2 separate regions of the Homo sapiens genome follow, and region 2 is linked to region 1. A link is an interaction called in ENCODE POLR2A ChIA-PET data of the cell type or tissue named here. Cell type or tissue: PC-3. All regions are shown on one strand. Each heading gives the region's core, and the rest is flanking DNA. Links, peaks and the distances in the headings are about the cores only.

What was found. Peaks named below come from ENCODE experiments on the same cell type or tissue, not always from the same donor. Only the 100,000 strongest peaks of a DNase experiment are listed, where the experiment ranks them.
Region 2: POLR2A ChIA-PET joins it to region 1 with 6 read pairs; 1 of 35 experiments calls an interaction of 5 or more read pairs at or near these places.

The regions. Positions count from the first base shown.
Region 1 is chr7:20,027,815-20,036,161 of GRCh38, forward strand. MACC1-OT1 (MACC1 3' UTR overlapping transcript 1) reads right to left here. Exons shown (of 6, transcript NR_110114.1): 3 at 1,105-1,145. Among named protein-coding and RNA genes, the nearest start is that of MACC1-OT1, 110 kb to the right of the region's middle. In PC-3, for the core only: no CTCF peak of the experiment used is centred there; a DNase peak (open chromatin) is centred at 3,367; H3K4me3 peaks cover 367 bases; H3K27ac peaks cover 1,222 bases.
Region 2 is chr7:20,079,600-20,087,946 of GRCh38, forward strand. The region is part of intron 1 of MACC1-OT1 (MACC1 3' UTR overlapping transcript 1); the gene reads right to left. Among named protein-coding and RNA genes, the nearest start is that of MACC1-OT1, 57 kb to the right of the region's middle. In PC-3, for the core only: no CTCF peak of the experiment used is centred there; a DNase peak (open chromatin) is centred at 4,372.

The sequences.
Region 1 (8,347 bases), core at 144-8,143:
TCTTTTAAAACCCTACGGTAAATTTTAAAATTTAAGGTGGTTCTTTAGCGTGATAGTTTACCATTTTCTCAGTATGCTGGCTCTCCAATTAAATCTGCTTATCCTCCCACCAACCGTCGCCTCTAATGTTTGGCTTGCAGGTAGTGAGCAGTGGAACCTAGGTCCAGTTATACCACTAATATTGTGGTTTTATCTATTTCTCCTTGCATATGAATTTCAACACCATATGAGTGTGTGTGTGTGTATGTGTGTGTGTGTGTGTGTGTGTTGTCTTTATAGATATTAAGAATATGTTACTAGGTACTGACATGGTTTGGCTGTGTGTCCCCACCCAAATCTCATGTTGAATTGTGATCCTGAATGTTGGAGGTGGGTCCTGGTGGGAGGTGATTGGGTCATGGGGGCAGATTTTCCCTTTGCTGTACTCGTGATAGTGAGTGAGTTCTCATGAGAACTGATTGTTTAAAAGTATGTAGCACTTCCCTTTTCCCTCTCTCTCTCCTGCCATCATGTGAAAATGTGTTTGCTTTCCCTTCACCTTCTGCCATTGATTGTAAGTTTCCTGAGGCCTCCCCAGCCATACCTCCTGTGCAGCCTATAGAGCTTGAGTCAATTAAAGCTCTTTTCTTTATAAATTATCCATTCTCAGGTAGTTCTTTGCAGCTATGTGAGAATGAACTAATACAGGTATCTACAAATGTAAAAAGGGTTATATGTTTCTGTTGATGAGCTTATTGTGAAGTCTTCACCTCCAGCAGTAGACTTCCTTTAACTTTGAACATACCTCCTTTCTCCTTGCACTTTAAACTTTATATTCCATGTTTCTTTTATAAGCAGTATATAGATTTTGTACTGTATTTTGAATTACTTTTTCTATAATTGGAGAAAATAATCTATTCATTTGGAAGGTAATTATTTATTTGTGGTTTCACCTATTTATTCTGTACTATTTCTTTTTCTCTCCTTTCTTTTCTTCTACTGGATTGGTCAAATATTTTATAAATATTTCAGTATTTTCCACCCCACTTACTTAAAGGCATTATCTTTATTTATATGCCCAATTAATGGTTACCATAAAAATTATAATATAATTTACTTACTTACCTTGTCAAAGTCTAAGTTCAACAATGTCTTTATTCTTCTCCCTGCAAATATGGAGACCTTAGATTATTTTCCTCCATTTAATTCAATACAACTTCTATATTATTCATTTTGTTATTTTTATTACATTGTTTAAGAACCACAAAAAATTAATATGATTATTATTGACCACATTATTTGTTCTCCATTCATTCTTTTTCTCACATCTTCCAATGGAATCATTTTATTTCAGCTTGAAATATATCCTTTTCAATTTTATTTCTTTATTTGCTTATTTATTGACACAGGGTCTCACTCTGTCACCCAAGCTTGAGGACAGAGATGCAATCATGGCTCACTGCAGCCTCAACCTACTAGGATCAAGAGATCCTCCCACCTCAGCCTCCTGACACTACAGGTGCGTGCCACCATGCCTGGCTAATTTTTGTAGAGACATGGTCTTACCATGTTGCCCAGGCTGATCTCAAATTCCTGAGTTCAAGTGATCTGCCTCACTCAGCATCTCAAAGTACTCGAATTAGAGGCTTGAGCCACTATGCCCAACCCTTTTCAAGTTCCTTTAATGAGGCTCTGCTGATAATTAACTCTCTCAATTTTTTAAATTTTTGTATTTGTTATTTTTACATAAAAATATTTCTTAGCTCATTCTGGAAATCTATTTTGACTTGGTGTAGAATTCTAAGTTATAATCTTTCAAAACATTTCAAATATTCCTTTGAATTTTGACTTCCATTTTTGCTGCTGAGCAAATTTAATAGCTGCCCTCTTTTTACTCTGCTTTGAATTTGTTTCTATCTTCTTTGTTCTGTGAAATTTCAGCCTCTAGATGTAGATTTTATTTTATTTTTATGCTTGTTGTTTGTTGTGATATGGAGTCTGCAAATTGGTGTCATCACTTCTGGAAGATTTTCAACCATTGTCTTTTCAAAGCCCCAGCGAAAATGGGATTATTTTCTGAGACTGATTAATTATACTGTATACCTTCTCACTTGATATTCTATCTTTTACCCTCTTCTCTATAATTTCTAACATTTTTTCATCAGTGCCGTATATTAGTTTATTTTTGTTTTTGATGCATCTATAAGTTTCTAATTATCTCTTCAGCTGTGCCTAATTTGCTATTTAAAATGTTCCTTGAATTATTTAATTTTTTTTTAATTTCTGAAAGTTTCATCTGGTAAAAATCTGTAAACTTACATATCTGCTATGTTAATATTTTAAGTTGCATATATTACTTGCATGTATTTTCAAAATTATCTTTCACTTATTTAAACATATAAGCATAGTTGTTTTTTTCCTCCAATATAATAGCCTGTATCTGAATCTGAAAATTCTAATTTACAGGAATCTTTGTGGGTCTCTTTTCACTGATGGTGCAGTATATCTTTATGTGCTTTGTTAATTTTGACTATTTGATGTTTATTCTTTAAGAAATAAAATCATTTTGATAATTTAAAGTACAGATAAATGTACTATAATATTTTCAAAAAGAAAGCACAATTGCTTCTGCTAGGTGCCTTGGTGCACCTCTAGTCTAGATTCACCTTAAAGCAAATGTGGAGCTGAGATTCTCAGACTGCCCAGACAATGTGAAACCATGCGGCAAGCCCACGCAGGGCTGGTAAGCTTTTGGTTCACTCTTATCCTGAGGGTGCAGCCCTTTGCTGTCCTGGATGTTATTGGAAGTAGTTCTCCTCTAAGCCTTTTTACTTGTATGTCCTCTGAGCTTTAATTTATTCCCTTTTGACTCATAAGGCATCAAAGTAAAAGTACAAATTTGCTAAAATAGGGAAGCATCTGTAATGCAACAGAAAATTCATGCTCTGCTTACCTTTCTAGGTTCTTGTTTTGCCTTTATTTGGCCTAATAACTTCATACTATTTTGTCAGTAATCCACAGCTTTTGAGAAAGATTGTATCCTGCAAGTTTAGTCATAGATTGTGAGTGTGAATAACTTAGTTTGCCTTTACTAAAAACAAAATCGTCTTCTAAAGTCATTCCCTACAGTCCACAATGAGCCCACAGCTAGAAACAGATCATTTTTCCTTCTGAAAGCAGAACAAAAGAAAATGAAATATGTGATCTCCTGAGTGTCTTGTACAGCTGAATTTCACATGCCTTGTCTTTTTATCTTTCACAAGGACTATCAAAGTGTCTCACACAGTAGATGCTCATGTTTACAATATGAGTAAATACAATTTACCATATTCATGTGGCTACATTTACCCACAGGAATTTTTATAAATACCTACAACTATGTAATTTGAGCTTAACATTAGATACTAATTTCCCTGGAATAGCAATGGTAGGAGGGGGAATCCCTGGGAGCTTAATTTAGACATATGACTAGAAAAGAGAAGTCAACTCAGAGCCACAAAACTGAACTTCAATTCTGACAAAGGGGAGGGGAAATTGCATTTTTAGGTTTGGTGAGACAGTGAGAACCTGAACTCTCAAATTGGACAGATCTGGATTTGAATCTCAGCTCTGCCACTTTCCAGCTACCTGACCTTAGGCAAGTTATTTAATCTCTTATAAGGGAACGATAGTAATATATTTTTCACTAGGTGGGACTCAAAGTCAAATGGGGTAATAAAGGTAATTTTAAATGCACAATGACTGACTCATAGAAGGTGATCAATAAATATTGAGACTATCATTTCATTTTTCTGTCCTGAGAAATAATTACCATCTCACAACATAATTTGTCACCACTAATTAGGCATACAGAAGCAGAGTAACAAAAATCTTTTATATTAATTACCAATTCTGGTAGTTAGCCATTGGCTGCTTAGAACACAGTGCTGAGAAAGATTCTGAGGAAAGCATATAACGACTGATTATCAGCATCTTCCATGAAATCAGTGATAAGAACCAGGTGCATCAGTGCCTTTTATGTGCCATAATTCACAAAGATTGTTAGAGGGATATAGGCAAACACTCCTATAATAGCACCTATACCTCTATAATACAGTATCCTTCAGTCAAGGCCAGGATTTACTTGTAAGTTTTTGCCCAGATCATAACTTTTTCATATATGTAGGCTGTAAACACAGACTTTTTATTCCTTATTCATCAAATTATCTGCTCAGAAAACTAAAATATTCTGTCTGTGTCAGAGAGTTCAGTATATCATCCCAATTTAATCAGATCAGCAGAAGTGAACACTATCTAGCCTGGCCACTTAGCTATGTTTTCAATGACCTTTTCTCTGCTTTCTTCTCCAGTTGAAATTCCCAACTTAATTTGTCATATTCCTTGACTTGCATTGTATGTTGCTTCTACAAATCTATTACATGACTATGCATTTGACTATTTTTGTTTAATCATAGCCTTGATTAGGCCATGATATTATGAGGTCACCAAAAAGCCATCTCAATTTGCAGAAGGTCATTTACCTCTTGTATATGCCCAGAACCAGGCACAGAGCTGAGCACAGAATAGGCAATCAAAAGTTATTTGTTGCATTTATATGTGGGTAGATCAATAACTTAATTTCTATAGAACAATATTCTTTTGTTTGCTCTTATTGTAATATATTGCTTTTATTTAATAAGCCACAAAATACTTCAAAATGAGACTGCATTTTTTGTATACATTTTACGCAGTAATGTAAGTAAGGCATAACTTTATTTGAATCACAATACAACCCACAATTCTATATTTTAGTAGAAAAGAAGCTGAAAGTTTCAAAATCTCAGAAGGGTCTACTTTTGTTTGAATCAATGCAAAGGCCATGAGAATGTGACATCTTGATGCATCTGGTCAGACATAAATGTCCTTATAATGATACTTTGGAAAGTTACTTTTGAATTCCCACTTGGTTAGACTATGTAATGAGAGTGGCACCAAGGGTTGTGTAGTCTGTATCACATCCTCATTCCCCAGAGATGGATCTTCTTTTGAAGCACTTAAAAACTTAAAAATAGATTTTTATATAGAAGTCCCATTATCCCATCTCATATCTTTACCAAAAACTGGAAGTTGTTGAGATTGGAAATTTTGTACGTCTTTTATTCTGATTTGTTATAGTAGTTTGAGAGTGGAAGTGCCTTTGCAGATGTTAGGGAAAACACTACCCACTCAATGGGTAAAAAAAACAAATCTCTCTTCCACTGGACAAGATACTTACTTCATTGAAACCAAGCATGATTCATTGCTATTTTCAGCAATAAAACACCAGTGAGGTAACTGGGCATAAAATATTACTATTTTTTGCTTTTTTAATCATCATTTGAACCCATGTTCAAGGGGAAGGTAGAGGTAGGAATGAGGGAGGAAGGGAGAGACAGAAAAATGAATTAAGGGAGACACAAAAACTACTATGACTGTTCTTTTGAGCTGTGTTGTCTCTAAAGTTAAATACCTCAGTTTATTTCCTCTACAAATCAATCTTACGCCTCTGAAGTCTGGTGCATTCACTTGCCTTTTTGATTATTTCTTTAGAACCTAAACTCAAAGATAAGCACTTTTGGAGAACACAGCTAAACAAATCCATCCCTTGCATTATGTCTCTTCAGCATTTACAACTCTTTCAGACAGAAAATACAGTCCACAGAGATCACCCTGCTGTGTTGCAGATGTTGCAAATGTCATTTCTACTGGATATTTCCCTCTAGGAGTTATTTTGCTTTTCCATAGAGGAAAATGGTTCCCCAAATACCTTCTTTGGCCTAAGCAGTCTACGGGCATTTTAAATCAAAGGCACTGTCTGTGCTGAAGGGAGCAATAGTGGCTCCCACTTGTTAAGGGAAAAGGAAGATTCATAAGCAGTTCTAACAAATGCAAGGTCCAACTAGAAGCCTTGGGCTAGAATGACTTTTGCTTGCTGTTGTGTCAGCCAAAGGCTGTGTTGCTTCAGTGAGCTCTATTTTTGGAATCATAGAGCTGATGCTACAAATCATCATGAGGTTGTCTTACTAACTGTACTAAAATTTCCATTCCTTGTATCACTTAGGAGCTAGTCATTGCGGTTAAAACATAGCAAGAATGCTTGTTTGACAAAGAGCAACATAACTATAATTATTAACAATGAAATGATTTTGCAACCAAAACAACAGTTTGAATAATGTTGGGAAACCTAGTGATTTTTTAAAGTTGTTTTTGTTTTGTTTTTCGAATCATAATTAGGGCACAAACCAGAGTTTAGTTCCCAGCTCCCTGACGTAGTAATAAAATTTTAGGAGTCCCCTGTTTAACATTCCTGGGCTTCAGTGTCTTCGTGTTAAAATGGAAATTGTATAACATTTCAAGAGGTTGCTGCAAGATGTAAAAGAAGAGGCCATGTATGCAATGCATTTGCAGAATATCTGACATACATAAAGCACTCAAAAACACTTCCTCCTTTGTTGAAAAATCATGGCTCATATTCAAAAAGAGTCTCTTACTGGACAGGAGATTACTGAAGTCACTGATCATTTTTAATGGTGCTGTTTAATTTGTCTCTAGCATTTTTCTTCATTTCCCCATTGTGTGGTTCTGGTAGATTGAAATAACATGAGGCTTGGGCTACTGCTCTTATTGTGACATTTTGATACAGTTCTGACCAAATATTTGAATAGAAAGACCATGAAATATAATGTGCTAGTTTATCGATTTCAAGAAAGTTTCATTTTTTAAATTAACCACTGTGAAACACTAAACTAAACTAAACTAAACTTCCTAAACTAAAAGTTAGGAAGCCAATCTGATTCACTGTGTGTAGTGTTTTAGAATTTGTGCAAATCATTTCACAAAACCTTTCCTCATTTGATTTTCATAAAAACATTATAAGGGTACGCAGGCATTTTTCCACCTAAAGTTAGTAAACTAAGGATCCAAGTGATGAATTCACTTGCATAGGAACAAACACCAAGTTATAAGATTAGTAATTCAAGTCTCCTAAATTAAAAAAAAAAAAAAATGGATGCTCTTTTGCAGCACACAAGCTGTCTTCCCACTTAGCTGGGTCATCTTGAGCAGATCACATAACCTTTCTGTATTTCAAGGAGGAAAATTATGCCTGGCTAAATACTTTACTAAAGTATTAAGAGGATCAATGAAGACAATATATATGAAAGAGTTTGAAAGGCTTAAAATTATAATTATCATTATTATTCAGGAAATAATTGACGACATAGTTCCTCCCAGACAGTTTCTCCCCTACAATTATATGGGTCACCTGGTCATGTCTTCTGGTCAGGAAGGTTTGGGTGGAGTTGGCTTTATTCCCATAACAAGGATCTCCACTGGGACAAATCTCCACTGGGACAACTAGGATGGCTGGGGCTCCTCTCTAGAATGTCTGTCATCAGCAAGGCCAGCAGTGTTGTTAATATGGTGGAGCAAATGTTCCCTGGAGCAAGAAAGTCCAAGCCCCAATGATGCAGGATTTTTCTCAGCCCCTTCACCAGACTCATAGCAGGGTTGCTGAGTCTACTCAGCCCACTGTGCTCAGCCCCTTGCAGGAAGGAGCACATGAGAGAGTGTGAGATCTGGCCAGCCACTCTGGGTACCGACACCCAAGCAAGCTTTGTGCAGGGCCCATGGCCAGACCAGGCGTGTCACCTTGAGGGGAGCACATCGGTGCCCAGGTGAGGGTGCCATGACCCTGAAGCCCAGAGGGAGTGTTATAGTGCTCCTTTAGTTCTGCCATCCACAAATGGCAGTGCATTAGCAGCTCAGTTGGCCCCTTGCCTCATTGTGTGGGGTGACTGCCCTCCGCTGGCAAGGGCAAAGGGCCAGTGAGACAGATTTTCTGGGTACCTGCACTTGGTGGGTCACAGGCTCTTGTCCAGAGTCCAAAAAGAATGAGGTCACGTGGACTACTGAAGCATGGTGAAGGTAGAGAATGTTACTGAGTGATGAAAACATCTCTCAGCTGAGAGGAAAGTTGGAGAGGGGATGGGAAGGGCAGGTCATCTTCCCCTAAGTCAGGTTGTCTCTTGCCTGAAGTCAAGTCATCTCCTCCTCTACTGACTGAGTCTGGGGTCTTTATAGGAACAGGATGGGGAGTGCGTGCTGATTGGTTTGTGAGTATACAAAAACAGTTTAAAGAGAAGACACCACTCAAACATGGGCATAACAGTGTAGAAAACCAATTAGAAAAGGGTAGGTATACGTAAAATAGGTGAAGGGTGGGGACTAATCAGAGAAAAGTGGGCCAAACAGGAAGACAAGTTCTCATCCAGTCCGAGGATTTAACTTGTAGCTTGGCTTTCAGGCTTTAAACTGTCTTCATCTTAGAGGCGGGGTTTCACCAGGTACC
Region 2 (8,347 bases), core at 16-8,015, 52 kb after region 1:
CATGTAAAACAACCTTCCATAAACCTAAATCTTTCCAGATAATTCTAGTTTTTTCAAAGGAAAAATATGCCCTTTGTAAATAAATTCAAAATAAAGAGAGAGTCTACTACCTGACTTCTCTTTAACAATACTACAGATGATCTTCATAGAAAAACATAGTTTTATTTTGCAGGTATATTATTAGCAGTAGGGCCCAGAGTATTTATTGGAATGTTTTGACATTTTAATAGTACTTTTTCTAACTCATCTTTTTCTAACCTTTTTTTTTAGTTTAATACTTATTATAATCATTTTATTCTCATTGTATTTTAAAAGTTAAATATTAGAGAAATAATATAGTTGAAAGGATTACCTAAAATTTAGCAGATAACTAACTTAAACTACACAGAAATAGTAAAGAGAAAGGAGATCGTTGCAATAATTAAGAATGCTAAGAATTAAAAAGTATTTTCATGTAATACACTACTCATCTAATAGGATACTGCCTATTATATGAAATTGTAGACTTTTAATTTATGTCATACACACAAAGTCCCTTTTATGTTTTTATGTCTGAAAAATAAATGGCAATGATTTTGCTATTCTTAAATATTCTACAATAAAACAAGAGAACCATGACCAAAAGTAATAAGCTCCCACAGGACATTTTTCTTACTCTAAATTGTAAATGGAGTGAACATTAAAAATATTGTTTCTATGTAAGTGTTAAAGAAAAAGAAAAACATCCTTTTAATTGTGAATGATTAAAATGATAAAAGGTGAAAGAAGTACAATATAATCACATCACATACATTCAATTTGATTTTTCCACATTATACAATCCAAACTCACTACAAAAACAGTATGAATATGATACTACCCTGAATCTGATTATAGCAGGCAGGGTTCTGCGATAGCACCCAAGATTCCATCCGCTGGTGTATATTCCCTGTATAACACTCCCCATCTCATCCCTTGACTGTAGGAAGCACAGTGAACATAATGGAATTCACTCTGATGATTAGCAAGTTATATGGCAAATGGATCATGGTATACTAAAAAGATGAAAACATTTGCAGATAAAATAAGGTCTCTAATCAATTGCTTTGAGATAATCAAAAGGGAAAATATCCCGGGTAGGTCTGGCCTAAACAAGTGAGACTTTAAAAGGGACTGTGCCTTCTTGTGGGAAGAAATATGAAGAATGAAAAGATTTTCTGGCTGACCCTGAAGAGCAAATAACTTCCATGTTGGGAGTGGATGGGACTATGTAGCAGTGACCTGACGCAGTCACTAGTTGCTGAGAACAGTCCCCAGGCAATAGCTAGCAAGAAAGTGAGGACCTAAACACACATCTGCAAGGAAGCCAATTCTGTCAATAACCTGAATCAGCTTGGAATAGGATTCTGAACTTCAAAGGATAAACAGCCTACCTAATACTTTGATTGTTTTGTGAGATTGTGAGAGGCAAGCTACTCCACACCCAGGCTTCTGATGTTCAGAAACGATGACATAATAAATGGGTATTGTTTTATGCAACTAAGTCTCTGGTAATTTGCTACACAGTAATAAAAAAACTAACACATTGGTAAACTAGAATGAAGCGCGTCCTTTAGTTTCCCCCTAAACTTTAACAATGTAAAGGCTCTAAGAATAATAAACAAATACTACTCTCTTAAGTGTCTGAAAAAAATTAAACTTATAATTTGTCTCTCTTTGTATCCATTTAAAACTAACAATCTAAAACAAATTTAAATGAATTATTTTCTGAAAGTAAGAGGCAAGATAAAAATGTTGCAATGTCAGTTTGAAATTTTACTTTGAAATCAAATATGTGAAATGTGGAGTGATGAGCCTATTTTCCCTGTTTCTGTGATAACTTTTTCTTGTGCATGATTTTTATCTCAAAAATGTTACAGTGGTGATAGGTTCTGGTGTTAGGCATTCATTTACCCATTACTACATAGGAAACAATGAGGATGCTAAGTAAAGGAACACAATTTGTTGAAGAATAAATACTTATAAATACATGCAAAGGAGAAGTAAGAAACTAACATTTTTTCACACTTATCCTATGCTTGCCACTGTGCTAATTAATTTGCATGTATCCTCTATTGCTTAGAAACATTCTGAAAAGTAGATACTTACAGAGTGTCAAGTTTTTGAAACAGAAAGATTCAAGCAATTTGTGTAATTGTATGAAGTTAGTAAATGTCAGTTAAAATTCTAACCCTGGTTAATCTGACTCAAAAGTTTACTACAACATTTAGTTGGTTTAAAATCAAGTACTTGATTCTTTACCCATCCACAAGGCTGAAGTCATCACACATTGTGGACTACAGCATCCAGATATATAGTGTGTGAAGGCACAACTGGAAGGCAGAGGCAAAGGCAGTGTTTTGAAAGACACATAAGCAAAGGATAACAAGGTAAAGAGATGCTTATTGACAGGAGTCAGAATGCAGATCCCCTCCCCAGATGGTTCAGAAATCTATGAAGGGACTCATTGCTCTGCTTAATAAATGCCTAAGAAAATTCCCAAAACTTTCAGTTAAACTTTGAAGGTAGTCTCAGAGTTTGAAAAATATGGTCTTAAATAACCATATACTTATCTCATCTGTGAGTCTTCATTGCACAAAAGATAGTGTAAATCACTGTTTATGTAGTTAATTGCTTTGCTCCAAAGTAGACACTGTGAGCTGAGATCCCTCACTTTCAAGAAGGTGAGATATCTCCTGCCTCCTGTGTTAATCACTATACTCAATAGTCTTTCTTTCCCTTCCCACCCCCTGATGAACTCATTTAAATTATCATTCACAAAAGGACAATTCTGAGAGTAAAGTAAAACCATATTATTAATTTTACTGGGATTATCTCAGGCACACTTGTATATAAGGTAATCCTATTTCTCTCCATTTTGTTCTCTCATTCTCATTAAACACATTCCCTATCACCTTTGAGTATTCCAGCTCCTTGATTTTTTCTCTTTTCCTAGCTTATCATTTTCACTTATACTTTTCTTGTCTCTACTCTGCCTGTGCCCTAACTAAGTCAACCATACTTTCATCAACAGCCTATGATCTGTTAACTTCTTTACCTACCCAACCTACCAAATCCAACCTGGTAATAATCTACAGTTTGTTTTGTTTTTGTATTGTGTTCAAAATTATTAGTCCAAAGTTATTTGTCACTAATAAACAAAAGGCTTTAGTTTAAACTGATAATTTTGTAAAGGTTCATTCTATTCATTTTCACCTTAGTCTTTTCGCTTCTAAAATCAATTTGGTAATTCCAGTATAGTCCGTATTAGAAATCCCACTGCTGTTATTTCCAGCTTTTCCCATTCTACTCATATCCCAAAATTCACTATTTCCACCTTCATACTCAGCAGGTGTTTTTCTACCGGGTAACATTTTACAGGTGATTTCCTCATCTGCCTTCCCAGAATGTTAGAAGGGCAATGCCACACTGATTTTTAAAAATTCACAAAGTTATAAGATGTGCTACTTGTAGCAAGTGAAAAATTAGAAAGATATTGTACCTCCTATTCCTCTGATTCCCTACCTCCTATTCCACTTTCCTGAGGCCATCAATGTTAATATTTATCAACCTTATATGACTCCTCCCACAAGTTGTTCCTTACCAACACATGCATACATACAACTGTATACATTTCTAAATTTCTTCTTTTGTTTTAACTAAATAGAATCACATTACAAACAGTACTCTGAATCTATTTTTGACTTAAGACATCTTTCCCTAAATATATATAAATATTATAATGAACATATAAAGAAACACACACATACACAGAGTTTATAAAGACAATGGTATAAGGTGCTAGGGCATTTTAGGGCCATACTTTATTTTTTCTTATATTCCCCTCTACCTTTCATTTTTCTCATTCCTCTGCCTGCATCATCCCCCAATTCTCATCTCACTCATGATAACTTATGTAAACAACAAACCAAGCTTATCTACAAATTTCACCAGCTGTATAAATATGTTATCAAAATGCTATATGTACATATATTTTATATATATATATATATGTGTACGTATACACACACACACAGATGTATATTAAAAAGATGGTAAATCAAAAGTTTTATCTGGGATACCAAAATACAATAGATATAAAACTTCAAGATGAAGGATAGATATCCTGAGGAAATTTCAAAGTTAAAAGGACTAATATAATATGGCCCTAAAAATCAACAAGTAGTCTATACAAAGTAAAGTGTGTAGAAATTGGGAGATGGTTAACAAAGAAATTCCTTTTGCAAAAGAATGGCATGAGGTGACAGAAGACCATCTCATAACTCCAGATTATGACTAAAACAGCAGCATGCAGGGAGCATCATATGTGTTCTCTGAAGTTGAGCAATGAAGGGGACTGGTGTGTGACTCATGCTGAAGGAAACTAAAAGTAGCCTGGGGCAGCAAAGAGCGCAGCTTCTGGGAAGCCACTGTGGTCCCCTCCAATGGTGAACAGAGCACAAGGTACATGTGAAAACTACAGAAGAGAGGGTAGACTTGTTGTTTTGGCTTCTGTCAGTGAGTTCTTGAAAAGGCAGTGGCTTTCCAACAGTCTCCTGTAAACCAATATAAAACTTGTGAATGGTAGTAAAGGCCAGATAGTAGAAGAGAATGCCTCTCCCTTGAAAAGTAAGATGTTGTCTAAGGAGATCGCAGAGAAGCTCCTGCAAAGCCCATCAAAGTGCTCTAGAGAGAAAGAGCCAGATTTATACATCTACCAGGCCCAGAGAGCACAAAGCTACCCTACGACAGTATCTGTTAAGTATGAACTTTCTTCTGCCATTCTTTTCCCCATTCCCATGGAGCTACCTGGATAGGTTAGTAGAAGCAGCCACCTAATAAGAAATAAAATGAGGCAAGCAAGAAGCAGCCAGCCACAGATGCAGGCTCTGTCCTATAGCTCATGCCTGCTAAGACAAGTATCAATAATATCATAAATTTGAGACTATGTTTGCCTTAAAGTGACCTTATGGAGAATGTATAAGTTTTCCTGCAGGGATATGAGAATGATTTCCCAGAATTCGTTGATTTAAAAAAAATATTAAAAGATTGAAATAAAATTAGGTTCTGGTTATATCCCATGAATCTTTCTTTTTCATGCTACTTAGCTACAAATATACCCCAATGATTTGTAAGTAAATATCTATTAAGCACTATTTGGTACTAGGCAGTGTTCTAGACTCCTGGAACAAATACTGTAGTGAAACCAAATAAAGATCCATGGCCTTGAGGAATGCAAATTCTAATGAAAGGAGGCAAATAGTAAACATAATAAAATTGTAAATCATATAATATGTTATGTGCTGATATGTTCCATAGTAATATAATGTCATGAAAATATAGTGTAGGGTAAGGATGGTTAAAAATTCTGTGATGAAAAGGGCAGGATATATTTTTAAATAAGGTATTCAGTGTAGGCCTCATTATAAATGAGATATTTGAGCAAAGTCTCAAAACTGGTAACAGAGATAGATATCTGGGAGAAGGGTGGTCCTGGAGGAGAAAATAGCTTAGCAAAAGACCCAAGATGACATGAATAACAAAACTGCAAAATTACACAGTGCTGGCATCACTGAAAAAACTGAGCAAGGGGATGAGTAAAAAGAGATAAGGTCAGAAGACTTACTTGGCAAAAACAACGGAAAGGATGAGCTGACAAAAAGCAGATGGAGAAAGCTGCACATAGAGAAAGAAGTATTACTGGTTTCGTTTTCGACATGTTGATTTGTGATGTCTATTACACAACCTATATGGATGTTAAGTTAGCATTTGGCTTTGGATTACAGATTCGGCCAGAGACATAAATTTGAGAATCAGTAGTGATTAGAAGGAATGAGATCACCAAAAGAATGAGTATAGGTAGAGAAGAGGTGGATGAACTTGGGAACACTTCAGGATAAGTGGTTGGGCAAAGACAAAGAACCAGCAAATGGACTATTAAGGAACTCCCGTTGAGAGAGGAGGAAAACCAAAGTTGTGTGGTGCCCTGGAAGACAAGTGAAGGAAGGGTGTCTTGAAGAAGGTAATCGCTTCTGTTAAGAGGGCAATGAAGAGGATAATTCCTTATGTTAAGTGTTGCTGAAAGATTTAAGATGTAGACAGTGAGTTGAATACTGAATTTAGCAATATGGAAATTTAGCCAAAGATCCTAGTAGAGTTAACCTGACTAAGTTAGAGAAAACCTGACTAAGAGAATTTAGGAGGGAAGAAATCTGAAACAGAGAGTATATATAAACAGGGCTGTAACTCACAGGGGAAGTGGAATGAAGATGTTTTTAATATGGGAGAAATAACAGCATGTCTGGATGCTGAAGGGAATGATACAACAGACAGTGAAATAGTGATAGTACGGGAGAGAGAAGAAAATTTATGGAGATGCATCATTAAATTAGCTAGAGATTTGTCCTACTGCACAAGTAGAAAGTCAACCTTTAGAGGCAGTAGCTATACTAATGTAAACCAAAAATAAAATTGTAAGCCCTCTTACCAACTGTATGGGCCCCTCCTCTCAGGCAAGGACATTCCAAAGTTAACCTGAAAAAGTAGTTCAGTCTATAATAGGAAGGCACGGGTTGGACATGTCTCATTATACCCTCCTCCCTTTAGAACTCAGGCACAGCTGACCAGTATTAATATTAAAACAGAGACCTTAAGAATGACAAAACAGACTCTTTGTAGCAATAAGATACTAACATGACAGCAGGCCCTGAAAGAAATCAAAGTATTTTACGTATATATATTTTTTTTCACATATATATATTATATATATATATTTTTTGAGATGGAGTCTCACTCTGTTTCTCAGGCTGGAGTACAGTGGTGCAATCTCGGCTCACTGCAACCTCTGCCTCCCATTTTCAAGCGATTCTCCTGCCTCGGCCTCCCAAGTAGCTGGGATTATAGGCATCTGCCACCACACCCAGCTAATTTTTGTATTATTAGTAGAGACAAGGTTTTACCATGTTGGCCAGGCTGGTCTCAAACTCCTGACCTCAAGTGATCCACCCACCTTGGCCTCCCAGTATGCTGGGATTACAGGCATGAGCCACCGCACCTGTTCATATATTTTTTGACATATTTTGAAATGGCCCAGAAAACTGTCTCTTGAGGGGAAAATCTACATTCTGTAGAAAATCTCTTTTCTCTTCTGGGTGTCTTTCTTGATCCAGGAGAGAATTAACTAAGAGTCTGGCACATTTTTAGGTCTGATAAGAAACATTTACAATCTATTCTCTCTGAAGTCTGCTATCTAGAGCCTTTGTCTGCATGATAAAAACCTTGGGATCCATAACCCCTTATCTTAACCCAGAAACTCCTTTCTATTTATTCCAAGTCTTTAGATAATAATTTAACTTTTTCAACCAATTGCTAATCAGAAAATCTTTGAATCCACCAATGACCTGAAAGCCCCCTGCTTCGACTTCTCTCACCTTTCTGGATGAAATTTTTACACTTTACATGTATTGACTAATGTTTTATGTCTCCCTAACAGGTGTAAAACCAAGCTGTAGCCCAACCACCTGGGGAACATGTTTTCAAGACCTCCTGCTGTTGTATCATAAGTCATGCTCCTCAAATTTGGCTCAGAATAAATCTCTTCAAATATTTTACAGAGTTTGACTCTTCTCATTGACACTAAGAAGTAGGAAGGCAAATCAAGGACTGAAAATCCCCTTTTACTCATTTTGTCCTTTTGGCCAAATTGCTTTTTATTTCTATATTGGAAGACATATATTATTTTCCATGCAATTCATGATTACTTTTTCATTGTTGATGCTAATGCTTATTAAAAAAAAAAAAAATAAGACCCTGCCAGGTGCTGTGGATCATACTTGTAATCCTAAGATTTTGAGAGACCAAAACAAGAGGATCATCTGAGCCCAGGAATTTGAGAACAGTCTGGACAACATAGCAATATCCTGTCTCTACAAGAAACATTTTTAAAAATTAGGCAGGTATGATGGTGCGTGCCTGTAGTCTCAGCTACCTGTGAGGCTAAGGTGGGAGGATTGCTTGAGCCAGGCAATGGAGGCTGCAATGAGCTATGATTACACCACTGCACTCCAGCCTGGGTTACAGACTGAGACCCTGTCTTAAAAACAGCAACAAAAACATTCTATAATGTATATGAAACTATGATACCAAGTATTTTCTCCACCAAAATGCTCTATTCCCCAGTGATGTCCCACCCACAAGATGAGAACTTTAGAATACTGTAACTATACCCCCACTTCTACCTCTAGGGAATCCTTTTACTTCTACTTTCTCATCATGAGCCTAAGCCAACTTTTAAATTTTACTGAAGTAACTTGACCCTTTCAATTCTAAA